Linked DNA regions of Homo sapiens: all the other regions are linked to region 1. Evidence: chromatin loops called from intact Hi-C (ENCODE). Cell type or tissue: PC-3. All regions are shown on one strand. Each heading gives the region's core, and the rest is flanking DNA. Links, peaks and the distances in the headings are about the cores only.

The links. A loop is a pair of places that touch in the nucleus more often than their neighbours do. Peaks named below come from ENCODE experiments on the same cell type or tissue, not always from the same donor. Only the 100,000 strongest peaks of a DNase experiment are listed, where the experiment ranks them.
Region 2: a loop joins it to region 1, with 8 times the contacts of the local background. A loop is called at or near these places in 2 of 110 quality-filtered maps.
Region 3: it touches region 1 in a loop (2.5-fold over the local background); 22 of 110 quality-filtered maps call a loop at or near these places.

The regions. Positions count from the first base shown.
Region 1 is chr10:70,268,795-70,279,416 of GRCh38, forward strand. All of the region lies in intron 1 of NPFFR1 (neuropeptide FF receptor 1), which reads right to left. Among named protein-coding and RNA genes, the nearest start is that of NPFFR1, 9.9 kb to the right of the region's middle. RefSeq lists an enhancer at 4,341-4,440. In PC-3, for the core only: a CTCF peak has its summit at 4,199; no DNase peak of the experiment used is centred there; H3K4me3 peaks cover 348 bases.
Region 2 is chr10:70,385,386-70,396,007 of GRCh38, forward strand. It overlaps the pseudogene CEP57L1P1. Among named protein-coding and RNA genes, the nearest start is that of LRRC20, 8.1 kb to the left of the region's middle. In PC-3, for the core only: a CTCF peak has its summit at 2,361 (motif pointing left); DNase peaks (open chromatin) are centred at 2,026 and 2,356; H3K4me3 peaks cover 886 bases; H3K27ac peaks cover 1,321 bases.
Region 3 is chr10:70,329,699-70,334,698 of GRCh38, forward strand. All of the region lies in intron 3 of LRRC20 (leucine rich repeat containing 20), which reads right to left. Among named protein-coding and RNA genes, the nearest start is that of NPFFR1, 48 kb to the left of the region's middle. RefSeq lists an enhancer at 2,055-2,349. In PC-3, for the core only: a CTCF peak has its summit at 1,905 (motif pointing left); a DNase peak (open chromatin) is centred at 2,213; H3K27ac peaks cover 282 bases.

The DNA.
Region 1 (10,622 bases), core at 2,119-7,118:
CCAAGTAAGTCACAAGGGATGCCCAGGTTCAAGTCAGTGGATAAATAGTTTCTCCTGTTGATAGGAAGAAAAGCAATATAGCATTGCAGAAGAGGTGTGGACATGGAAGTGTGATTCATTAAGGTCCATTATGATAAAGTCTACCACCATCCCCATATTGCATTTGGTAGACGTGATGCTGAAGTCTCTTTTAGTTCACAGGTCCCCAGTCTGTCTCTTTTCCCTTCTGCAGTATGTTTGTCATATGGACTGAGTGGTTGGTCTGTAGCACTTCTGCAGGCTGGATTTTTCTGATTGCTCCCTCATGATGTCATTTTACATGTTCTGCTCTCTGTTCCCTGTATTACCTGTACTTGGCAGTCAGATCTAGAGTCTTGATCAGATTTTGTCCAGTGGCCTTTCTCTTTGTGGTGCTGGCTCAATCAGGGGGCTCAGGTGATGTACCTCTGCCTCCTGGGCTCAAGCAATCCTCCCGCCTCGGCCTCCTGAGTAGCCGGGACTACAGCCGTGCGCCACCAAGCTGGGTTAATTTAAGGTTATTTTGTAGAGATGAGGTCTCACTACGTTGCCCAGGCTGGTCTTGAACTCTTAAGCTCAAGCAATCCTCCTGTCTTGGCCTCCCAAAGTGCTGAGATTACAGGCATGAGCCACTGTGCCATCAGCTTTTAACATAATATTTTCAGCAGACACTAAGGATTATTGCCTAGACTCCCCACTGCATTTTTTTTTTTTTTGAGACGGAGTCTTGATCTGTTGCCCAGACTGGAGTGCAATGGCTTCGATCTTGGCTCACTGCAACCTCTGCCTCCTGGGTTCAAGTGATTCTCCTGCCGTAGCCTCCTGAGTAGCTGGGATTACAGGTGCATGCCACCACACCCAGCTAATTTTGTATTTTTAATAGAGACAGTGTTTCACCATGTTGGCCAGGCTAGTCTCAAACTCCTGACCACAGGTGATCCACCTGCCTCAGCCTCCCAACCCTCATTGCATTTTAAATACAATCCACGCTCCTTACCAAGGCCTCCAAAACACTTCATGGTCTGATCCCTGTTGACATCTCTCTGACCTCACCCAGTGCCACTCTCCCCTTTGCCCATTATGCTCTGGTCACTTTGCCATCTGCTTAGCTCCTCACGCACTCCTGCTTCTTCCAACCCCAGGGCCTTTGCTCGTCCCTTCCTTTAGCTCTCAGCATAAATGTTGTCTTCCCATAGCATCTGGTTTATGTTCATCAATCTGTCAATAGTTTGTGTGTTTCTAGGTTGATTGTCTTTTTCCCCATGCTTGACAGCACCTGCAAAGCAAGGATCTTCCCTGTCTTGTTGGTGGCAGTGTCCTCAGCATCTTGTCAGTGCCTGCCCAAAGTAAATGGTTCAATAAACAGCTAATAATTATGGAATAAATAAATATCTGTAGGAAGGAAAAAAAGAAAGGAAGGTGGATCCTTATATCAGGTGAGAGGGTCCTGCTGCAGGCAGGCAGTGCTGATGTTGGAAGGCCTTCTCCAGGCCCCTCCAGAAAGAACCCCCATGAGAGGCATCACTCATCCCAGCACCTGTTGGGAGACTTGCTTACCCCTGCCGAGCCTCAAAATTAGCTCTGAATCATCTCCCATGACTGGGGGGATCTGTGGGTATGGATGGGCAGAGGAAACTGCCAGAACCTTTCAGGCTAGACTCCAGTCCATTTCCCCCACTATCCTTCACTTGGCCCTCAAGTAAGCTCATCTTCCGAAGTCTGTCCTGAGAAGTATCTGGGAGTGACCCTGCCCATTGCTAGAGCCTCAGCAGAGCCTGGGCATCATTTCTAGACAGGGCCCAGATTCCAGCACTGCACATGAATCCTTTCTGGAGGAGGAAAAACTCCTTCCCATTCCTGGCAATTCCACTGGACTGGAGGCAGGCAGGCCTCCCACCCCATCTGGGCTGCATGCTAGCAGCCAGAGACCTCATTGACACCTTGGATTTGTCCTTCCTGGGATCTGCCAGGTGCCCTTGTAATTACAGCCTGTGAAATTTTCATCCTTGAACCCGGTGAAGCCATTCCTCTACTGGAGGAGCTTCCCCATCTCAGGGTGTAATAATGGTTGTCTCCAGGGTACCCAAGAGAGATCAGGGTGTATAGTTCTCAAAGAGGGGTCCCGACCAGCAGTGTCAGCATCACCTGGAACTCATTGGAAACAGAAATTCTTGGGCCACAACCCTGGCCTTGGGAACCAGAAACCCTTGGGACTGGGGCCTAGCTATCTCTGTTTTACATTTTGAAGCATCCTTCAGATGATTCCAACGCACACTGTGGTTTGAGAACCACAGAATTAAAAGCCTTGAACTAAAGACACCTCGAGTGGATACACACAGTCTGGGAAGTCCCAGCCCTTCTTCCTGCCTCCTTACCTCTGTGCAAACTCAGCATTCTCATATTTAAAATAGAAACAGAGGCCAGGTGCCATGGCTCACCCCTGTAGTCACAGTACTTTGGGAGGCCAAGGTGGGAGGATCACTTGAGCTCAGGGGTTTGAGACCAGCCTGAGCAACAGAGTGAAACCCTGTTTCTACAAAAAATTAAAAAATTAGCCAGATGTGGTGGTGCGTGCCTGTAGTCCCAGCTACTCTGGAGGTTGAGGTGGGAGGATCGCTTGAGCCTGAGAAGTCAAGGCTGCAGTGAGCTATGATTACACCACTGCACTCTAGCCTGGCTGACAGATCAAGACTCTTTCTCAAATAAAAAATAAAAAATAATTAAAAAATAGAAAATAAAACAGAAAAACAGACATTTTCTGGGTGTGACCTAGGGTAGGTCATGTCATCTCCCTGGAAGCCAGACTCCTTATTGGTAAAATGGAGATAAATGAACACCTGCCAAAGAAGGGCTGTGCTGAGGCTTCGATGAGACGACATGTGAGAACTAAGAGCACATCGTACACATGGCACTCTGTGTGAGGCAGCAGCAGCGGGGCTGATAGTTCTGAGCCACACAATGGATGTGAGCATAATTTTTTATAATACAAACTGAAAGAAGTGCGAATGAGAAAAAAATCCCTGGCAGGGCGCGGTGGCTCACACCTGTAATCCCAGCACTTTGGGAGGCCAAAGCAAGCAGATCACCTGAGGTCAGGAGTTCAAGACCAGCCTGATCAACATGATGAAACCCCATCTCTACTAAAAATACAAAAATTAGCCAGGCGTGGTGGTGGGCCCCTGTAGTCCCAACTACTCAGGAGGCTGAGGCAGGAGAGTCGCCTGAACCCAGGAGGTGGAGGTTGCAATGAGCTGAGATCGTGCCACCGCATGCCAGCCTGGGCGACAGAGCGAGACTCTGCCTCAAAAAAGAGAAAGAAAGAAATAAAGAGAAAGGGAGAGAGAGAGAGAGAAAGAAAGAAAGAAGGGAGGGAGGGAGGAAAGAAAGAAAGAAAGAAAGGAAAGAAAGAAAGAAAGAAAGAAAGAAAGAAAGAAGAAAGAAGAAAGAAAATAATAGAAAGAAAACAATCCCTAAATGAATGAGCTTAACCCAGAATCAGTCTGGGTGTTTCCCTGAGTTCACAGGCCTCCCACTGATGGCTTCATCCTTGTTACCATTTGCTTGCTGATCCTGGGAACACGTGGGTGCCCCACCTCTTCCTGAGAGGCTGCCAGTGAACCCAGGCCTGGATGCAGAGACGCTGGACCCGCTGAAGAACACAACACAGGGCTGCCGAGTACATGCAGCATGAACAGGACTGATGGCTGTTAACTACACGAAACAAAAAGTTCAAGTTCATTTGTAATCTAAGCAATGCAATTTTGCTTTGATTGTTGGGTTAACCTTTTCATCAAACAGATTTTTGCTTGGATTGTTCGGTTAAACTTTTCGTCAAACAGATCGGCAATGACTGAATTATTCAATAAGGGCCAGAGCATGGATGTGCCCTGTAGGGAGGGGTGCAGGGTGAGGGGACAACAAATCAGCTCTTCGCAGTCGAGGCACATCTGTCCAGAGCCCTAGTGAGGGACCCGCCCCCAGATCCAGCCATTCCAGTTCTCACGGTTTACCCTAAGGAACAGAGTGAGGTCTCAGGATGAGAGGGAAAGTATTGACCATGGGACATGGTAATGGTTACAAAATAGTATGTACATGCATTATAAGTCTGTACTCTGTATAAAAAGTGTGCGTTTATGTGAACTGTAGGTGAACAGAAAAAATAACAATGTTTGTCCACAAGGGGTGGTGTTTCCTCAAGTGATTTTTATTTTCGGTTTTTCTAGCTTGCATTTAACCTTTCTAATCAGAAGGAAACTGATACGTGTGATAAAATACTGATGATGTCACTGGTTCTTGGCCCTGACTCATATCAAAATCACCTGGCTTTTAACAATACAGCTCCTGCCCCTTCCAACTGGATCAGAATCTCTACAGGGTGGTAGGGAAGGATGGATGATGGGCAGGGGATGGGGTTGTTCAGGCACTGGTATTTTTCAAAAAACTCCCCTGGTGATTTCCATGTGTAGCCGGATTTGAGAACCACTGAACCATACAGCCCCTGCCCTCCCGCCACTCACAGTCAAGTTTAGTGTGGCTTAACATTTTGGGGGTCATCAAATTCTTTAAGACTCTGATGCATTTTGGTTCCTTCACAGATGCTTTCCTAGGGCTTCCTTTTGTTATGCCAATCAATGGTTCCTGTCTGGAGGAATTTATGGTCTCCAAAAGCATTGGATCCGCTCCCAAAAAGAGCCCTGGATTTTGGCACACACTTTCAAGGCAGTGTTGGGCATCAGGTTTTGGGCTCACCCTGCATCCATGAGCCCTTCTTTCTCGAGTACTGATTTTTCCCCTGGGGAGTCAGCCTCCTCCTCACATGGAGCTTTTGAGGGACCGTCCATCAGGTGTCTGCACCAACCGCTGGCCAGAGGATGCCAATCAGACCTCTTCTGCTTTGGATTTGCCTCTGAGTCTTCATAACACAGCTTTTCCTTCCATTGGATGACCTCCCCACACCCTTCCAATGGATTCCCAGTGTTGGTTAGGTTGGCCAGCACTCGTTTCTGTTGCTTATAACCCTAGTGTCTTGGTGAATACAAGGGGATTCAAGTTAGTCATCCATGGACCTCCTGGGAGTCTGCAGAGTCCAGGTTCAGAATCCCAGGGTCAGAGAAAGTGTTAGAGATGGGCAGGGGTAGCACCATAGACCCCCAAGTTTCCTGTTCCCTAGATTAGATGTTTGTGCCCACCTCCCTCCCCAACACCATCCCACACGCTGTCTCTTAACAGGCCATGTAATCTTCCACGGAGACTGTGCTAATGCAGAGAGGAAAGGACACTGACCTGGGAATCAGAAAGCGTGGCCTTGAGAGCTGGCCCCATGGTGGTCACTGACTGCATATAACAGAGGTTGGGGGCTGGGCACAGTGGCTCATACCTATAATCCCAGCACTTTGGGAGATGGAAGGAGGCAGATCACAAGGTCAGGAGTTCGAGACCAGCCCGGCCAACATGGTGAAACCCTGTCTCTACTAAAAATACAAAAAATTAGCCGGGCGTGGTGGCACATGCCTGTAATCCCAGCCACTTGGGAGGCTGAGGCAGGAGAATTGCTTGAACCCGGGAGGTGGAGGTTGCAATGAGCTGAGATCGCACCACAGCACTCCAGCCTGGGCAACAGAGCGAGACTCCATCTTGAAAATAAAAAAGAGAGAGAGAGAGAGGTTGGGGGCTGGGAAACTTGGTTTGGAGGAGAAGCTTGGGAACTTGTCTTAGAGCTGCTTTAGTACAATTTTTAAAGGGAGGTATAGTTAGTTTGGGGTGGCTGGGAGACTGATGATAGTAGACCCTAAGCCCCCATGCCACCTCTTGGTATTCCAAAGAGAACTGGGGAGATCTACTTCATCCCTGTGTTCTCCTTGGCTTTCGAATGTGGATGACCTGGGCTTCCTGCCTCTCCCAACCTCATGGAGTTGTTAATACATTCAGAGAGACAGCAGAGTAAATTACAAAGGGCCTTGCAGAACTTCAGACTGCTTATTGACTGCATTAGCTATCTGCCAGGCAGCTGTGGGGAACCAGTAGGTCGCAGTGTGGTTTCAGTTCATTTGGGTTTGTTCCCAGGGAAGCAAGCCTTGGCAAAAGCTTTCTTAGTACTGCTTAGGAAAGTAAAAAGTGGATGTGGCAGAGGATCTAGGAGGAAGGAGGCCTCTTGAGAACTATAACCTCCTACTGTTCCTCTTGCAGGCTGAACCAAAGCCCCTCCATCCCAGGCACCCACCACAGCAACATGGATTCTGCAAGCCTGACCTCTTTTTGGTGAATGAGAGCAGGTTGCCCTTCCAAGAATCATTTGGATTGGCAAAGGCCAAAGAATTTGAGGGCTGAGTTGCTAATACAGCCATCAGGAGCCCCCAAGCGAGCCCCTCTTTATACTTCTCTTCTACTCTGAGGCCTTTTTATTTCTCCTTACTTCCTGCAGGAGGTCTCCGGTTTTACCCATCAAAAATTGTATTCAGAAAAGGTTCTGATACAAATCATTTACCTCATAGTGAAAACTGAACTGCCTTTATCACATACTGAGCCTGTACTCTCAGTCTATTTAAAAGAATTCCAGGCCTTAGAGAGTGGATGTGGAAGAGGCTTAAGGTGGGAGAGGAGGGGAAAGTAAAGGGGAGGCAGGGATTTCCCTCTCTCTTTCTCTTGGAAAGGCTAAACATATGCCCTGGAGCACCTTTCCGGGTTCAATGGCTGGCTGCTTCCTCAAGGTCTGCAGGTTCAGTTTACCTGCAGTGCTGGCCACATTTCACGTCCTGCTTCAGCTAAGTGTAGAGATTTTTTTTTTCTTTTAGTTAAACTAGAAATGTCTTAGGGGTAGAAAGCATGCCTTGTTCAGCTTGAAATGCTCCTCATTATCTGGCACAGGGCCTAGAACATAAATATGATTAATGTATGTTGATAAGTTAGGTACTAAAGGCTATGAATTCTCCTAGACACACTGCTTTAGCTGTATCCCATAGGTGCTATTAGATAGTATTTCCATTATTTTTGAAATTTGTTTTGTACAACATCAAGCTATCTCTGACAAGGAAAGGAGAATTATCTTCATTTCACAGGAAAATCAAAACTCAAAGACAAAAAGAGACTTGCTCTAAGAATACAGCATGCAGTAGTGGTAGACCTCCAGATTTTGCTGGGCTCTGGGATTCAGGGTGCATCAAATAAGCCAGGACGCCTGTTCTGAGTTTGAGCTCCTGCTTAGGCTCTGCCATCTCCATCCATTTTCTCATCCTCTTTGGGTATCATCAGGTCACATATAAAGACCTCTAGGGTCCATTAGCAGCAATTAGGGATCCTTGATTTGGAAGGAACTTTGCCTTCCTGAGGCTTCTGCTACAAAGCTGACACTTTATGAACAGTGCATGTATCACCTAAAACCTTGCCTAAAACCAGGCATACAGTGGCCAAAGGCAGAACCGGGGTCACTCTGTGCTCAACTGAGAAATAATAGAAGAGGACACCTAACCCCTTTGAGATCCATTACCTCCTAACGAGGCATCACTGCTTGGAGTCCTAGGTTACTTAACGTTCTCTCTCTCCCCATCCCTAGCAGAATCTTCTTTTAGGAAATATTCTGATAAACTTGTTCACATGGATGAGGAAATGACTCATAACAAAGCGCTGTGTCTCTTTTAGGCTTTTGCATTTCAAAAGGAGTCAGACATTAAATTAGAAAAAGGAAAGCTCTAATAATGCAATTTCAGTTATTAACGAGAGAGCTACAAAAAGCTTTTGAGCATGAGAGACCGAATTTAATTCTTTATGTTTGTATCTTTTTTTTTTTTTTTTTTTTGGAGATGAAGTCTCACTCTGTCACCCAAGCTGGAGTGCAGTGGCGCGATCTGGGTTCACTGCAACCTTCACCTCCCGGGTTCAAGCAATGCTCCTTCCTCAGCCTCTGAGTAGCCAGGATTACAGACGTCTACCACCAAGCCCAGCTAATTTTTGTATTTTTAGTAGAGACGGGGTTTCACCATGTTGGCCAGGCTGGTCTCAAACTCCTGACCTCAAGTGATCCGCCTGACTCAGCCTCCCAAAGTGCTGGGATTGTAGACTAATTCTTTATGTTTGTGTCTTAAGGGGATCTGATAGAAGTTAGCTGTGTTGTCAGTTCCACTCACTGTTGCTTCAGTTGCTTCATTTGTGAACTCAGAGTTGAGCAGCCGCTTACATAGACCGCCTGGCTCTAACAGCCCAGAGTTTTTACAGTAGAATGGGCCACTCAATGATTGTAGTAGAAATACTTATTGTAAGTATATCTCCTCAACTCATTGCTGGAAGCAGGACAGATTGTCATCAGACAGATCATGGTCCCAATGAGAACCAGGCCTACACCCATCTGGCCTCTGCCTCCCCAGCAGCAGCTGAGACCCTTCCCATTCTTCCCTCCCAGTAAGACAGGAAGGCGTGGAAGGTCTTCAGGACAAAGCTGGAAAGCTAGACTTCATGGAGGCTGCAGCCCCACAGTGTCCCCAGAATCTAGACCATTTGTGCAGACCTGCTGCAGTTCAAACCAGGGCAATCTGTGCCTCCTGGGCCTCAGTTTTATCATCTATTAAATGGGGGTCTTGTTGTCTCCCTGCTCAATTCCCAGGCTGGTGGGCAGCCCCAGGATGATGATATGCTTTGTGGAAAAGGACAGGGCACAGAGACTCTGGCAGGAGCATTTCCAAGGAGCATATGGAGAAGCAGCATCCATCTGGACCTCTAAGATCTACTGTGTCCTGTGCTGGAGGGACACCAGCTGGCATGCTCCTGTCCCCTCTTCTCTCCAGTGACCCCCTTCCGTACATGGCCACTTCCCCATAGCTGTGCCCACTTCCAGCCAGTGCGGGTGTATATCCTCCCAGCCTTTGGGCCTCTCTCAGCCACAGAGCTTCTGGGATGGGTAGGCAGCTGTGGAGGCCCCTGGGGGCTCCCAGAAAGGCTGGGGTTGGGCTGGGGTGGGGCTGGGGTTAGGCTGGGGAGCAGATCTGATTTGCTGCCCTTCTGCTGACTTGTCCCACAGCATAACATCACAGTTAAGGCCCAGAGGGGAAGGCAAATGAGGGTTACTGCCCGGCTAACCATAGCAACTCTGCAGGGGGCTTGGCAGACTGCAGTGTCTGTCTCTAGATGTTGGGGAAGACTTCTGGGCCCTCAGAGAACCCTCCAGGCCATTGTTTTAATCCAGCCACCCAATAATTATCTTTTCTGTCCCCTAGTCAGTCATGAGACCTGTCAGCCTCCACTTGCTCAAGCTGGATATGGGAACTGGTGAGGAGACAGATGCTGGGCCAGCCCTGAGTGATAGAAAGTTCTTCCTGAGGTTGAGTTGAGTTGTCTTACTGCAACCTTCCCTCACCAGTCCCAATTCTGCTCCCAGGAGCCAGAACAAGAGTGAGCCCCTGTCCCCAGAATCATCCCCCTCTCCCCACGTCCCAGGGTATCCAGCAAGAGGGACTCCAGACCTATCTCATAGTCAGTGTGTTTTGGGACCTCCCCTACCCACCCCCCACCCTGCCCCGTAACTTTCCTGAAGAATAAAAGCCAGATCTCCCCCATCTTGAATGTAAGCCATTAATTTTTTGAGACCTAAATTCAGGACTTTACATTTCACTTACATGTACCTTTCATTTTCTTGGTTTTAATCCAGCATTTTGGTATGTTGAGATAACCTTAAATCTTGACTTTATTGCCTTGTGGGTGTTACAGCTCCTAGCCACAGATTTCATAAGCATGCCTTTTATTTTCCCCCTAAATTATTAATTAATGTCATATCAGGGTTGGAGTTCTAGGGACCCCTAGGCTGCTATCAAACCTTTCATAAAGCCCCCATTGTTGGTCCTCCAGTATCCCTCCTACGTCTCTCAATCAATTCACGAGTTTTTTCTGAGAGATCTTGGCAGTGTCCTGATGAACTTTCGTATTCATCATTTTTCCTCTCAGAAACCCATTCTGGAAGAGGAAATCTGTAGGTTTAGCTTGATTTGTTCTTTTGTTTGTTTTGGAAATATTATTTAGTAAAACGTGCACACTGTGAATAGCTATGTAAAATTAACAGCTGGATAGAGTTACAAAAACATTTACCAGCCAGTTGTGTCTTATGAACAGTTGCTCCAAATGGTATTGACATGATTTTTATATTTTTTTAGATTTAAAATAAGTTTTAAGTTTTTTATTGCAAATTGACAATTTATAATTATATAAATTTTTGGGATAAAAAGCGATGGTATAATTTATGAATACAAGGTGGAGTAATTAAATCAAGCCAGTTAACATATCCATCAAATACTTAACATTTTTTGTGGTGAAAACATCTGAAATTTAGTTTTTGTTTTTGCTTTTTTTAAGTAAGATTCAATCTTTTTTTGTATGTGTGACCGAGTCTCGCTCTGTCACCCATGCTGGAGTGCAGAGATCTTGGCTCACTGCAACCTCCGCCTCCCAGGTTCAAACGATTCTTATGTTTCAGCCTCCCAAGTAGCTGGGATTACAGATGTGTACCACCACACCCGGCTAATTTTTGTATTTTCAGTAGGAATGGGGGTTCACCATGTTGGCTAGGCTGGTCCCAAACTCCTGACCTCAGGTGATCCGCCTGCCTCAGCCTCCCAAAGTGCTGG
Region 2 (10,622 bases), core at 210-5,209, 110 kb after region 1:
GGTGGGAGGATAGCTTGAGCCCTAGAGCCCAGGAGGAAGACCAGGTCTCAAAAAAAAAAAAAGTATTCTCACAATACCTATTGGGTACTCAGAAAATACTTATCAACAGTGGTAAGATTTTCAGTCACTATGTTTACTGACTCCATTCAATGCAGTCAATTGGCAAAATATTATCCCTCACTGTTAGGGTCTACAAGCCTCACACCGTTCGTGGCCATTTTCAGTTTCAGAACAGCCAGTGAGGGAATCAGCGAGGTAGGGCTGTGCAAGGGAAGGCCCTGAGGCTTCTCGGTGAAGAAGCTCAACTGGCCCCAAACAAATAGTCTCCTCCGAGGAGATCCAGAGCATCTTTAGAGGCCTGGACCCCTTAGCAAGGTGGTCCAAGCCTGGCCACCTGAGTCAGAAGCTGTACACCCTGAACAGACTCGGATGTTTGCCAGGGCTTGGCTACAGCCTCCGGAGATGTTTGAAATCCTTGCAAATTACTTGCAGATAGGAAGAGTCTTGTGCTAAGACAAAATTGTTCTGTGGTTATTCCCTGAAGGGTCTGACCCCCACTGGGCAGGATAAATTCTCAGGGCACTTGTAAAAGGGACAGTATCCCATTGACAGAGTCAGCATCTCAACTCCTGTGACTGAAGACCCTGATAGAGTCTACTTCTCATCAAAGAACTTCTAGGCCTGCTAATTAGTTAATTTGTGCGCCCACCCCACATCCACCAGAAAAAAAAAAAGATATGTTGTAGTCCTAACCCCTAGTACCTCAGAATGTGGCCTCACTTGGAGGTAGCGTCTTTACAGAAGGAATCAAGTTAAAATTGAAGTCATTAGGGTGGGTCCTAATCCAATATGATTGGTGTCCTTATAAGAAGTGGTTATTGGTAGACAGGCAGACATGCATAGAGGGAAGATCATGTGAAGAGACACTGGGAGAAGATGGCCATCTACAAGCTAAAGAGAAAGGCTTGGTACAGGTCCTTCCCTCACAGCTCTCAGAAGGACCCAACGAATACCTTGATTTCAGATTTCTAGACTCCAGAACTGTGAGACAATGAATTTCTGTTGGTAAGATACCTGGCCTGCGGCACTTTGTTGCAGTAGCTGTAATACAATATAAAACTGTAAATTTCTCCTTTTCCATTCTATTCTCCTCATATTGGCCCTTATCTCACACTTCTTGAAAGAAAATCATCTTTGCCAGGTGCGGTGGCTCATGCCTGTAATCCCAGCACTTTGGGAGGCTGAGGCGGGTGGAACACCTGAGGTCAGGAGTTCAAGGCCAGCCTGGCCAACATAGTGAAACCCCATCTCTACTAAAAATAGAAAAAATTAGCTGGGTGTGGTGGTGGGTGCCTGTAATCCCAGCTACTAGGGAGGCTGAGGCAGGAGAATTGCTTTAACCCAGGAGGCAGAGGTTGCAGTAAGCCGAGACTGTGCCATTGCACTCCAGCCTGGGCAACAAGAGTGAAACTCCATCTCAAAAAAAAAAAAAAAAAAAGCAAGAAAGTAGAGAGGTAAGGGAGGGAGGAAGGGAAGGAGAGAGAGAGAGAAAGACAGAAAAGAAAAGAAAAGAAAAGAAAAGAGAAGAGGCCGGGCACAGTGGCTGACGCCTGTAATCCCAGCACTTTGGGAGGCCGAGGTGGGCAGATCACCTGAGGTCAGGAGTTTGAGACCAGCCTGGCCAATATGGTGAAACCCTGTCTCTACTAAAAATACAAAAATTAGCCGGGCGCGGTGGCAGGCACCTGTAATTCCAGCTACTTGGGAGGCTGAGGCAGGGGAATTGCTTGAACCCGGGAGGCAAAGGCTGCAGTGAGCCAAAATTGGGCCATTGCACTCCAGCCTGGGTGACAAGAGCAAAACTCCGTCCCCAAAAAAAAAAAAAAAAAAAGGAAGGGAGGGAGGGAGGGAGGAAGGGAGGAAGGAACATTTAAATAAAAACGAACCGAGAAGGTCCTTCCTTCCACAGGTGTGAGTCAGACCCTGCCCCGACACATCATCCTGTTTCTCACTCTGTCCTCCACCTGGGGCCGCACCTCTCCCTGGAGCTGAGCTACCGACAGCCAGGAACTAGAGGTAACTCCAAGTCACTGCCATCCTAAGGCAGAAGAGTAGTTCCCCCAGTACCTCTTCCAGAAGGTTCAGCCTGTTGAGAGGTGCCCACCCCTCTTACCCTGCCAGGTACTGCAGGTTTACGAAAATTAGCAAGAAGTAGTCAAATTAGCAAGAACTCAAGGCAGTTGTGCTCTGCTATGGAAAATACGATTCTAATCAAAGGTGACTCAAGAGGCATTTCTCAAGCGTCAGTTGTTGCCATACCACCTTCCTGATTTTTGCTATATCTGAGCCCCACCCAGTGGTGAGCTGGAGTCACTTGTGCAGACTTGGAGCTTGCTCCTTCTGCCCATTTTTTCCCAGCTCTGGGTACAGTGCCATCACCTGGATTACTAGAAATAGGCATGGTGGAAGAACTTACACCATAGAAATCAGCACACACTACAAATCATGACTTTTTTTTTTTTTCTGAAGGAAATGCTTTACCAACACACCATAGTATTATTTACTTATATTTTTCCTTCAACTCACTTTTTAACTTAAAAAAACATTTATTTTTAAAAAGGAATTTTATATCATTCCACAAGTGGAACATAGTATCATTTGCCATAGATAAAAAGTAACCTTAAAAATAGGGCCTTGGGGCTGGGCCCAGTGGCTCATGCCTGTAATCCCAGCACTTTGGGAGGCTGAGGCAGGTGAATCACTTCAGGTCAGGAGTTTGAGACCAGCCTGGCCAACATGGTGAAATCCTGTCTCTACTAAAATTACAAAAATTAGCTGGGTTTGGTGGCGTGCACCTGTAGTCCCGGCTACTTGGGAGGTTGAGGCACGAGAATCGCTTGAACCCAGGAGGCAGAGGTTGCAGTGAGCAGAAATCACACCACTGCACTCCAGCCTGGGCAATGGAGGGAGACTCCACCTCGAAAAAAAAAAAAAAAAAACATATATATATATATATATATATATATATATATGGGCTTGGTTGGGTGTAGTGGCTCACACTTGTAATCCTAGCACTTTGGGAGGCCTAGGTGGGCGGATCACACGAGGTCATGAGTTCAAGACCAGCCTGGCCGACCTGGTGAAACCCCATCTCTACTAAAAATACAAAAATTAGCCAGGTGTGGTGGCACACGCCTGTAGTCCCAGCTACTCAGGAGGCTGAGGCAGGAGAATCCCTTGAACCTGGGAGGTGGAGGCTACAGTGAGTAGAGATCACGCCACTGCACTACAGCCTGGGTGACAGAGTGAGACTCTGTCTCAAAAAAAAAAAAAAAAAAAAAGGCAGAGTCAGTCTTTTAGAATCCAGTCCTGGTTGTGACATCTATACTTGAAACTGCCTTTGCTAAGTTATAACTGAGGAAATTATGACAGTGAAAGAAATCACACCTAACCGACTCTATCTTGCTTCTAATCTTTAAGCTGTCCTTGTTCATGCCTGGGCGTAGGCTGAACTAACTTTGGGAAGGAATTCAGTTCGTGATTTTACTCCGAAACAAAATTGATAATAGCCCTTTCCCGAAAAGACTCCCTTCTTGTGGCCGGGCACGGTGGCTCACGCCTGTAATCCCAGCACTTTGGGAGCCCGAGGCAGGCAGATCACGAGATCAGTAGTTCGAGACCAGCCTGACCGACATGGTGAAACCCCGTCTCTACTGAAAATACAAAAATTAGCCGGGCGTGGTGGTGCACACCTGTAATCCCAGCTACTCAGGAGGCTAAGGCAGGAGAATTGCTTGAACCCAGGAGGCGGAGGTTGCGGTGAGCCGGGATCATGCCACTGCACTCCAGCCTGGGTGACAGAGTGAGACTCTGTCTACAAAAAAAAAAAAAAAAAAAAAAAGACTCCTTTCTTGCCAGGGACCAGTCTGCCTTTGCAGGACTAACAAATTAGCTACAAGATTAGAAATTACAATTTAGGGGGGTGCCCGCGAACCAACGGTTAGCGGTGGCAGGGGCTGACTGAGAGCGTCTGCTTGATAATGGATTCTGAATTAATGCATAGTATAGTAGGAAGCTATCATAAACCTCCAGAAAGAGTATTTGTTCCCTCATTCACCCAGAATGAACCATCTCAGAATTGCCATCCTGCGAACTTAGAAGTTACCTCTCCTAAGATACTTCATAGCCCAAATAGCCAAGCTCTTATTTTAGCCTTAAAAACTCTTCAGGAAAAAATTCATTGTTTAGAGCTGGAGAGAACACAAGCTGAAGATGACCTGAACATTCTTTCCAGAGAAGCAGCACAGTATAAGAAGGCCTTAGAGAATGAAACAAATGAGAGAAATCTAGCACATCAGGAGCTGATAAAGCAGAAAAAAGATGTAAGTATACAGTTAAGCTCAGCCCAGTCTCGTTGCACTCTTCTAGAGAAGCAACTAGAATATACAAAGAGAATGGTTCTCAATGTAGAGCGAGAAAAGAACATGATCCTAGAACAACAGGCCCAGCTTCAGAGGGAAAAAGAACAAGATCAGATGAAGCTGTATGCAAAACTTGACAAGCTTGATGTCTTAGAAAAAGAGTGTTTTAGACTTACAACAACTCAGAAAACTGCTGAGGACAAGATTAAACATTTAGAAGAAAAACTTAAGGAAGAAGAACATCAGCGTAAGCTATTTCAAGACAAAGCTTCTGAGCTTCAAACTGGACTTGAAATCAGTAAAATTATGTCTTCAGTTTCAAATTTAAAGCACTCCAAGGAAAAGAAGAAATCTTCAAAGAAAACTAAATGTATAAAGAGAGGACCACCTTGGCAAATTTGTTCAAAGTTTGGAGCACTGCCTTTTGTGGCTGAAAAGATGAGGCAACATCGTGACCCACATATCCTTCAGAAACCTTTTAACGTGACTGAGACTAGATGTCTCCCCAAGCCTTCTAGAACAACTGCCTGGTGTAAAGCTATTACTCCTGACTCAGAAAAGTCCATTTCCATTTGTGACAATTTATCTGAACTTTTGATGGCAATGCAAGATGAGCTGGACCAAATGAGCATGGAGCACTAAGAACTACTCAAACAAATGAAGGAAACTGAAAGCCATTCAGTCTGTGACGAGATAGAATGTGAACTAGAGTGTTTAGTCAAGAAAATGGAAATTAAAGGAGAACAAATCTCCGAACTCAAGAAGCATCAAGACAGTGTAAGAAGGCTTTAGTAAGAGATTTTAATAAAAAGATAAAATATCTGGGAAAAAAAAAAGAAATTACAGTGTAGGGGTCATGCAACCTTTGGCTCCAAGAGTCTGAACCTCCCCAAATTGCTCCTGGGGGTAACATCACTATTGTAAAACCTAAGATCAGTGCTTGAGATATTTTCCAGACCCTGCACTCGATGGATCAGCTGACACCACCCAGACAGGTAGTCTGGCTCAACCAGTTCTGCCATTGCACCCAGGAACAGAAGATGGCAAGAAAACCTCACTTTAACACCCTATGACTTCATCTCCATTCTAACCAATCAGCACTCCCCACTTCCCAAGCGCCTACCTGCCAAATTATCTTTAAAGACTCTGATCTCCGAATGTTCAGGGAGACTGATTTGAGTAATAATTAAACTCTGGTCTCCTGCACAGCTGGCTCTGTGTGAATTACTCTATCTCCATTGCAATTCCCCTGTCTTGATAAAGCGGCTGTGTCTAGGCAGCAGGCAAGGTGAACCTATCGGGCGGTTAAATACTCTTGTCCTATTCAATAGAAGCAAGTCACTAGGTCCAGCCCACACTCAAGGGGACTGAATTACACAGGGCAAGAATACCAGGAGGTTGAAACCACTGGGAACCATGTCAGCTGGTGCCAATCACAGTGGCTAATACCAACATTTCTTTTCTTTTTTTTTTTTTTTTTCTGAGACAGAGTCTCACTCTGTCGCCCAGGCTGGAGTGCAGTGGCCCCTGATCTCGGCTCACTGCAAGCTCCGCCTCCCAATACCAACATTTCTTATAAATGGAATAGACTAAAGAAACATGTGGTGGCTCACGCTTGTAATCCCAGGATTTTGGCAGGCTGAGATGGGCGGATCACTTGAGGTCAGGAGTTCGAAACCAGCCTGGCCAACATGGCAAAACCCCATCTCTACTAAAAATACAAAAAAAAAAAAAAATAGCAAAAGAACATTTCCCCTGTGCATCCATTGCTCCTTTCCCTTTTGCCTGTTTTTGTTTGTTTGTTTGTGTTTGTTTTTGTTTTTTTTAAAGCCATACAGAGCCAACAGATACGTCACAGTCTTTCAGGTTCTCCCTATGGGACTAAGAGGCAGAAAAGACAGAAACAGAGAGAGGCACGTAAATATTTAAGAGAAAGAAAAGACAAGTCATTGTAACTGATTAGATATGAGGAGTAAGGAAAAAGAGGAATTGAGGTTGACCTTTAGTTTTTGGCTGGAATGATCAGAAGGATCGTGATGTCATGTACCAAGAGAGGGCATGCAGGGGAGGGGGGAACTGGCACGGGGAGACAGCAGGCTTTATTTAGGAGACATCCACTTAGAGGGACACCCAGAGGAAGTTAGATATCTGAGCTGGGGGCTTAGCAAGGAATCTAGGCTGAAGCTACAGATTTGGGAACCATTGGAAGAAGCTGAAGCAACAGGAGTGGGTAGGCTCACCTGAGGGAGGTGTGGAGTGAGAAAAGAAGAAGACCAAGGGCAAAACCTGGGGAACATCAACATTTCTGTGAGGGGCACTAGAGCAGCAGACGAGATAAAGACCAAAAAGGGCAGGGCGTGGTGGCTTATGCCTGTAATCCCAGCACTTTGAGGGGCCAAGACAGGAGGATCATTTTGTTGTGGGAAACAGAGGACCAGAGAGACAGATATGGGAAACAGGAGGATTTATTTATTAACAGGACTTTTATAACAGTTTGTGCCCAGGAGTTCGCTGCACAGCCTTGGCAGTATAGTGAGACCTCATATCTCTCTCTATATATATATAAAAAAAAATTCTTTTTTTTTTTTTTTTTGAGATGGAGTTTCACTCTGTCACCCAGGCTGGAGTGCAATGGTGTGATCTTGGCTCACTGCAACCTCTGCCTCCTAGGTTCAAGTGATTCTCCTGCCTCAGCCTCCCAAGTAGCTGGGATTATAGGCACCTGCTACCATGCCTGGCTAATTTTTGTAGTTTTTAGTAGAGACGGGGCTTCACCATGTTGGCCAGGCTAGTCTCCAATTCCTGACCTCAGGTGATCCTCTCGCCTTGGCATCCCAAAGTGCTGGGATTACAGGTGACTCACCATGCCCAGCCAAAATTTTTTTAAAAAATTAGCCAGATGTGGCCAGGCATGGTGGCTCACGCCTGTAATCCCAGCACTTTGGGAGGCTGAGGCGGGCAGATCACAAGATCAGGAGATCGAGACCATCCTGGCCAATGTGGTGAAGCCTCGTCTCTACTAAAAATACAAAAAAAAATTAGCTGGGTGTGGTGGTGTGTGCCTGTAATCCCAGCTACTCGGGAGGCTGAGGCAGGAGACTCACTTGAACCCGGGAGTTGGAGACTGCAGTGAGCTGAAATTGCACCACTGCACTCCAGCCTGGTGACAGAGCAAGACTCTGTCTCAAAAAAAAAAAAAAAAAAAATTAGCCAGATGTGGTAGCATGGACCTGTAATCCCAGCTATGTGGGAGGCTGAGGCAGGAGAATTGCTTAAGCCCAGGAAGTCTATGCTGCAGTGAGCCCAGATCACACAGCTGCACTCCAGTCTGGGCAATAGAGGGAGGCCCTGTCTCTATCTACCTATCAGTTGAAGACAGTGGAGAATACAAGACTAAGAATGCTGAAGCCTCTCAACCTTATTTTTATAGCACAAAATGGAGCCTTTTGGATAACCCTCTATCTTAGCTCAGGCCACCATAACAAAATACCATAGACTGGGTAGCTTAAGCAATAGAAATGTACTTTCTCACAGTTCTAGAGGTTGAGAAGTCCAAGACCAAGGTGCTGGCTGATGGTTCCAGTGAGGGCTGTCTTCCTGGTTTGTAGATGGCCACCTTCTTTCTGTGTCCTCACATCATGCTTGCTCCAGGTTCTCTCCCTGTTCTTTTTTTTTTTTTTTTTTTTTTTTTTTTTTTTTTTTTTGAGACAGAGTCTCACTCTGTTGCCAGGCTGGAGTGCAGTGGCATGATCTCGGCTCACTGCAAACTCCGACTCCCTGGTTTAAGCGATTGTCCTGCTCCAGCCTCCTGAGTAGCTGGGATTACAGGCACACGCCACCATGCCCAGCTAATTTTTGTATTTTTAGTAGAGATGGGGTTTCAACATGCTGGCCAGGATGGTCTCAATCTCCTGACCTCGTGATCTGCCTGCCTCGGCCTCCCAAAGTGCTGGGATTACAGGTGTGAGCCACCATGCCTGGCCTCCCTTCCTGTTCTTAAAAGGGCACCAGCCCTATTGGATTAGGGTTCTACCCTTATGGCCTCATTTAACCATAATTAACTTTTTATGGGCCCCATTTCCAAAGACAGTCACTTGGAAGGTTAGGGCTTCAACATAATAATTTTGAGGGGAATTCCTTCCATAGCACCCCATGGACTCACATTTCTATCTATCAGCTATTTGGCATTTTGTGGGCTTTATTAAAACTGCCAAGCTGTAGCTCCCTCCTCCTCATTGCACCCCTCTCTTCTCCCCCTGCATTTCCCTTCTCTGACCATGAAGGTAGAACTCATAGGGAGGATATGGTTAAGAAAGTTACCTGGGGATCAGAATACAAGATGTTCTTCTAGAAGGAACATCTAGATGGAGGAAGGACCCTGGAATTTCCAAGAGAAGCCAAGCCCTGGGGGTGGCTCAGTGTGACTGTTTTATGGAAACATATTCCCATCAAGGATGTTCCCAAACACGCTTTAGCTCCAGTTGTCCAGATATGTCACAATAAAAGTGAGTTTTGGCTGGGCGCAGTGGCTCATGCTTGTAATCCCAGCACTTTGGGAGGTCAAGGTGGGCAGGTCACTTAAGGTCAGGAGTTCGAGATCAGCCTGGCCAACATAGTGAAACCCTGTCTCTACTAAAAATACAAAAATTAGCCAGGTATGGTGCCAGGTGCCTGTAATCCCCAACTACTCAGGAGGCTGAGGCTGGAGAATTGCTTGAACCTAGAAAGCAGAGGTTGCAGTGAGCTGAGATCGCACCACTGTACTCCAGCCTGGTGGCAAAGGGAGACTCTGTCTAAAAAAAAAAAAACAAAAAAACAAAAAAAAAACAGTGAGTTTTTAGGACTACATCATTAAACTTTTCCCTGTGCCATTTTAGCCTCTAACCACTGAGCAATCCAGCCCCTGCCTATCACTCCACTTCTCCTCACTCTGAATGTCCTACAAATCATTTATTTATTCAAAAGATATTTATTGAGCACCTTACATGTGCCAGACACTGTGCTAGTCCCTGAGAAAAAGTGGAGAACATGACAGGCTGCTTTCATAGAACATACAATTTTAGTGGAGGGGCAGATATTAATTGAATCCTCACACAATTATAACTGGACAGGTCATGTGGAGGAGAGGCACACAGGGACATGAAAGCCTATGACAAGGAGATTGGGCCTTGGCAGAGAGGGTAAGGAAGGCTTCCCTGACAAAATGAATCTGACTGGGAAGGGGATTATAAGAGGTGCATAGGAGTCAACTAGGTGAATATTAGAGAATAGTTTAGTTTCCTGTGCTGCATATAAGAAATAATAATGAATTTGCTCAACTTTTTTTTTCAAACAACAAACTCAGTGGTTTAAAATAACACAATTATTATTATTATTATTTTGAGAAGGAGTCTTGTCTGTCACCCAGGTTGGAGTGCAGTGGCGTGATCTTGGCTCACTGCAACCTCCGCCTCCCAGGTTCAAGCAATTCTCCTGTCTCAGTCTCCTGAGTAGCTGGGATTCAGGCGCCCACCACTACACCCAGCTAATTCATATATATATTTTTAATTTTTAAAAAATTTTTATATTTTTAGTATGAATGGAGTTTCGTCATGTTGGCCAGGCTGGTCTTGAACTCCTGACCTCAGGTGATCCACCTGCCTCGGCCTCCCAAAGTGCTGGGATTATAGGTTTGAGCCACAGTACCCAGTGAAAACAACACAATTACTATTATTATTATTATTATTATTTTGAGATGGAGTTTCACTCTTGTTGCCCAGGCTGGAGTGCAATGGCACAATCTCGGCTCACTGCAACCTCCGCCTCCCAGGTTCAAGTGATTTTCCTGCCTCAACCTCCTGAGTAGCTGGGATTACAGGCACACACCACCACACCAGGCTAATTTTTTTGTATTTTTTTAGTAGAGACAAGGTTTCACCATGTTGGCCAGGCTGGCCTCAAACTCCTGACCTCAGTTGATCCACCCACCTCGGCCTCCCAAAGTGCTGGGATTACAGGTGTGAGCCACTGCACCCAGCCCAAAACAACACAATTATTATATTGCAGTTTCTGCAGAAGTGGGTCCCTTGCAATGCTTCAGTTAAGATGTGAGCCAGGGATGAGTTCTCACGTGGAGTCTGCTTCCAGGTTCTCTTGGTTCTTAGCAGAGTTTATTTCCTGTGGCTGTAGGACTCATGTTTATTTAAAGCTAGTGTGCATGAC
Region 3 (5,000 bases), core at 1-5,000, 59 kb after region 1:
TTACAGGTGCATGCCGCCACTATGCCCAGCTAATTTTTTGTATTTTACTAGAGACGGGGTTTCCCCATGTTGCCCAGGCTGGTCTCGAACTCCCGAGCTCAGGCAATCCACCAACCTCAGCCTCCCAAAGTGCTGGGATTACAGGCGTGAGCCACCTCGCCCAGCCTAGCCTTTTCATATAATAGATTACACTGATTGATTTCTAAAGTTGGACCCAGACTTGCATACCTGGAATAACTGATAAATCCCACTTACACATGTCATATATTCTTCTTATACATTGCCGAATTTGACTGGTAATATTTTGCTGAGAATCTTTCCATCTGTGTTCTTGGGAGATATTGGTCTGTATTTTCTTTTTCTTTCACATTTTTTATACTGTCTTTGTCTGCATTTGATATCAGAGTAATATCAACTTCATAGCATGGATTGGGAAGTATGCCCTTCCCTTCTATTTTCTGGAAGAGGCTGTGTAAAATTGATGTTAATTCTCATTTTAAAAGTTTGATAGAATTCTCCAATGCAATCACCTGGGCTTGGAGATTTCTTCTTTGGGATCTTTTTATTTATGAATTCCACTTATTTGATAGTCATAGGTCTCTTCAGGTTGTCTGTTTCATCTTGGCTGAGTTTTAGTGGTTTGTGGTTCTCAAGAACATGGTCCATTTCTTCTAAGTTGCCAAATTTATAAGAATAAAGTTGTTTATAATAAACCTGGTAGGTTTTGAGTGGGAACCAAACCATGGAGCTGCTTCTAGGCCCCCTCCCCAAGGGAGGGCAAAGACAGCAGGTTCCTGGGGATGGATGTCCCACCCCTGTCAGTCACCCACTTGTCCAACCCCTAGGGCTTTATGAATGTCAATGTATGTGCCAAATTCCACCAAAATTGTTAGAGTAAATCTCCAGGTAGCCAAATCTGAGCTCCATGGGAAGGAAGCATTCCACAGAAAGGCCTTGAATTAGACAGAATGGGGCATGCATCCTGATGGGGTGGGGAGGCACCGGCAAGAGAGCAAGTTCTTCCCAGCCATCCAGCTTCACTTCTCAGAAGCCACGGCCCAGCAGGGTCTCTGAGTTGCTTCTGCTCCCACTGTGGTTTCCACTGCTCTACCCAAGCTGCCTGCGTCACAAGCTCCACAAATCCTCTGTGCGGTAAGGTGAGGTATATATACACAACCAGTTAAAAACAGCCTCTTAGCATTAGCTGAGAAGCAGGTGACCACACCACCTGCTTCCATGGCAAAGAGCCTGACCGGGGACCCGGGGACCCTGAACTGAGGTCTCGCCCTACATCTTCCTGGAGGCAGGTCAGAAAAGCCACTTCTCCCTTCTGAGCCTCAGGGTCCCCATCCGTGAAGACGTGGACTTGGGGATCTCTCCAGTTCTGTTCTCACTGAAATTCCTTGTGGAGAGAGATTCCTATGACTGGACCATCATCCTGACTACTTGGCCAGAGACCTCTCTTGTCTACAACTAAGCCCCCCAGTGTCTTCACCATCACTGTATCAGAAGCATCACTCATCAAGAATCTTGCATGCACCAAACCCTACACAGGGCACCTTATAAGCAATATCTCCAACCTCACAAAATCACTATGGAGTAGATGTTTCCCCATTTCTCAGATAAGGAAACTGAGGCCACGAAGGCCAACTGGGGCCAGCAAGGCTGCTGATGCCTTGGCTTTCTTTTTATCTCTTATATGGCCCCAAACCAGGCATTTAAGGTTTTCTCTGTTGTTTCCAGTTCAGAGGAAGAATAAAAGTGTGGCCAAAGCCCCAGCCACGGGATCGGCCAGTGTGTTGGGCTTCCAGCCCAACACAGCCACAGCCACGTCTGGCTTTGCTTCTCACCTCTGGAGTCACAGCACCCAGGCCATCTGCCCAAGGTCTTACTGCCCCCTCTTCTGGACAGAGAGGGCTGAGATCTTCTGGTCCCAGAAGACTGCATTAGGGGTTCCAAAGATTCTTCCTGCACCAGGCCAGGGTTCAGAGTGGAACAACCAGGGCTCCCAGGATGGACCGGGGCTCTGGAAAAAGATCCCACTCCATTCCACTCCCAACGTTGTACCCAGCCTGAGAGCAGCCCCCATCATGACATTTCCTTATTGATTAAACCTACTGAACTGTGGTTTCCGGTGTCTGTTAAATGGACCTCTTCTTCCCCAAGTTCCTCTTATTACTTCCTGTACCATCCTTATCTTGGACAATTGCCAAGGCTGACTCAGAGGCCTTAGATTAACCCCAGCTGAGAGAGAAGCTTGCCAATTCCATTAGGGGACAGACAAGGCTGGCCTGCAGTAATTATACAACCCATGCTCGAAGGAATGTGCCAACTCCAAAAATACCTGCTCACCAAACCTCAATCAGCACCTCGGCTCTGAACCTGCGGCAATGAGCAATCACAGTCCCTGACTGCACGGACTCCCCAGCAGGGCAGAGTCAGACGGTCAGGTGGGCAGTGTCCTTCCACCAGCCCATGCTCAGTGCTGAGGAGGCTTCACACAGAGACAGCTGCTGCCCACAGGGGTCAGAGGGCATTTCCAGATGCCACACTCACTCCTTGGGGGTGGACAAGGGGAAGGGCAGAAAAAGCACTTTTAACAAGGTCTGGAACAGACTAAAATGAAGTACTAAACATTCTGCCTCCATAAAAAGACTAAGGCAGGCCAGGTGCAGTGGCTCACGCCTGTAATCCCAACACTTTGGGAGGCTGAGACAGGCGGATCACTTGAGTCTAGGAGTTCAAGACTAGCCTGGGCAACATGGCAAGACCCTGTCTCTACAAACAATACAAAAAATTAGCTAGGTTTGATGGTGTGTGCCGTAGTCCCAGCTAGTCGGGAGGCTAAGGTGGAAAGATCACTTGAGCCCAGGAGGCAGAGGTTGCAGTGAGCCGAGATTGCACCACTGCACTCCAGCCTGGGTGACAGAGGGAGACCTGTTTCAAAAGAAAAGACTAAGGTAGCTCTTTTTTCTTGCTGTGTGAACTTGGGCAAGTTACTTGTTACTTTATGCTCTGTTTGCTTACAACAGTACCTACCCTTGGTGGCATATTATAAATGCTACTATTATGAAGTATATTTATATTTACATAGGCATGGAATATCTCCAGTACTGCTAATGGTGGTTGTCTCTGGACACGGACTTGGATGTCTGGGGACAGGAGTAGAAGAGCAGACTTATTTTTCCCCACTATCCTTTCAATCCTCAAAATATCACATTGTGTGCATCTACTGCCTAATCAAAAATAAATAAGTAAATAGGATACGTTTTTCAAATGAAGACTTAGAGCTCTGCAGGTGTGGCAGAGACATAAACAGCAACAAGAGAGGTGCTTGGGAATGGGTAAGAAGAGCAGAGGCAGGTATGGAAACATCTGAATCGCAGAGCTGGGAGCAAAGGAGAGCTGCACTTAGAGCCTGGAAGAGGGAAGTGAAGGGAAACTGCAGTCTTCTGCCTTACAGGGTTGCAAGAAGTGTTAGCTTGGGCTCTGGAGGACAGAGGTACCAGAGGCTCAGAGCCACACGGTCCTGGTGTTCCAGGTGTACCCTCCTCCCCCAACACACTGTACAGAATTCTGGGCTGGGGGGTGCAAGGGGGCTGTTGAGGTCTGCTGGTTTCTAGGGGTGGTTAAGACCCAGGATGGAAGCGATGCTCTCCTGCTGGTGCAGCAGCAATCCATCTCCAGGCTGCCCCAACTCCCCTTCATAGGGAATTTAACTTATTTTTTGTAGCTCTGTAGGTTGGTTGGTCTCTGCTGGGCGGTTCTTCTGCTATATGTAGTAGAGCCTCAAAATGCCCTCTGACCTCAGTGATCCCATCTCTGGGATTCTACTAAGGATGCTGAAGCCCATGATGCTTGGGTTCCTTAACACTGCTAGGAAGGGCTGACCCACTGCCCAGAAGCAGCCATGCAGGGGTCACAAACAGTTTGGCCTTTGCTTCACTGAGGTCATCCAGGTAGCTCCAGGGGTGGGGCACCCTTGAGGACTGATGGCAAAAACTGATGCAGAAGGCCACAACCTTGTCACTGCCTTGGTACCAGGTAGGAACTCTTGATCATCTGCAATTGGGGTCTGCCCCTTGTGCATAACTCAGGGGAGATGGACTCTCCCAGACCCCACTATTCCAGTGGTGGGTTGCACTGAAAGAACCAGAAAATGTGTTTCTGGCCGGGTGCTGTGGCTCAGGCCTATTATCCCAACACTTTGGGAGGACATGATGGGTGGATCATCTGAGGCCAGGAGTTTGAGACCAGCCTGACCAACATGGTTAAATCCTGTCTCTACTAAAAATACAAAAATTAGCCAGGCGTGGTGGCAAGTGCCTGTAATCCCAGCTACTCGGGAGGCTGAGGCAGAAGAATCGCTTGAACTGGGGAGGTGGAGGTGGCAGTGAGCAGAGATAGTGCCACTGCACTCCACCCTGGGTGACACAGCGAGACTCCATCTTAAAAAAAAAAAAAAGAAAATGTGTTTCTGACAGAGTAGATCTGCCTGATCCCATGCTACAACCAAACCTAAGCATCCCATTGACCGCACAAAGCTTCCATGTCTGCCCTGCTGTCCCTGCACATTCCTGAGCCCCCTCTTCTTTTCTCTTTTGTCCACTAAGTAACATCAGCTATTAGAAAAAGTAAACCCAGTGGGCTGAAGTGAAGTAGGAAGCTGGGGAGGAACAGCACACTGTGACCCCAACACCCCAACAGCCTTTCTGAGGACGGTTCCCTTGCTCCCCGGGTTTGGAAATGTAATGTGCCCAGGGGACACTCCCCGTCTCCTCCCTTCCCAGAACTCCAGAAAATAGTAACTCCTGTGGGGCACTGACATACACTGTTCACTGGCACACCCCCTTCCCACCCCCAAATACCGCCTAAGACTCCTGACCACACGTGGACAGCAGCAGCTTTGATGGCATGGCCTGAGGAACAGAGGGACCCACCCCGTCCTCACCACCCTGGCCTGTTAGGATGAACTCAGTTGCTTTAACCTAGCTTCTCCA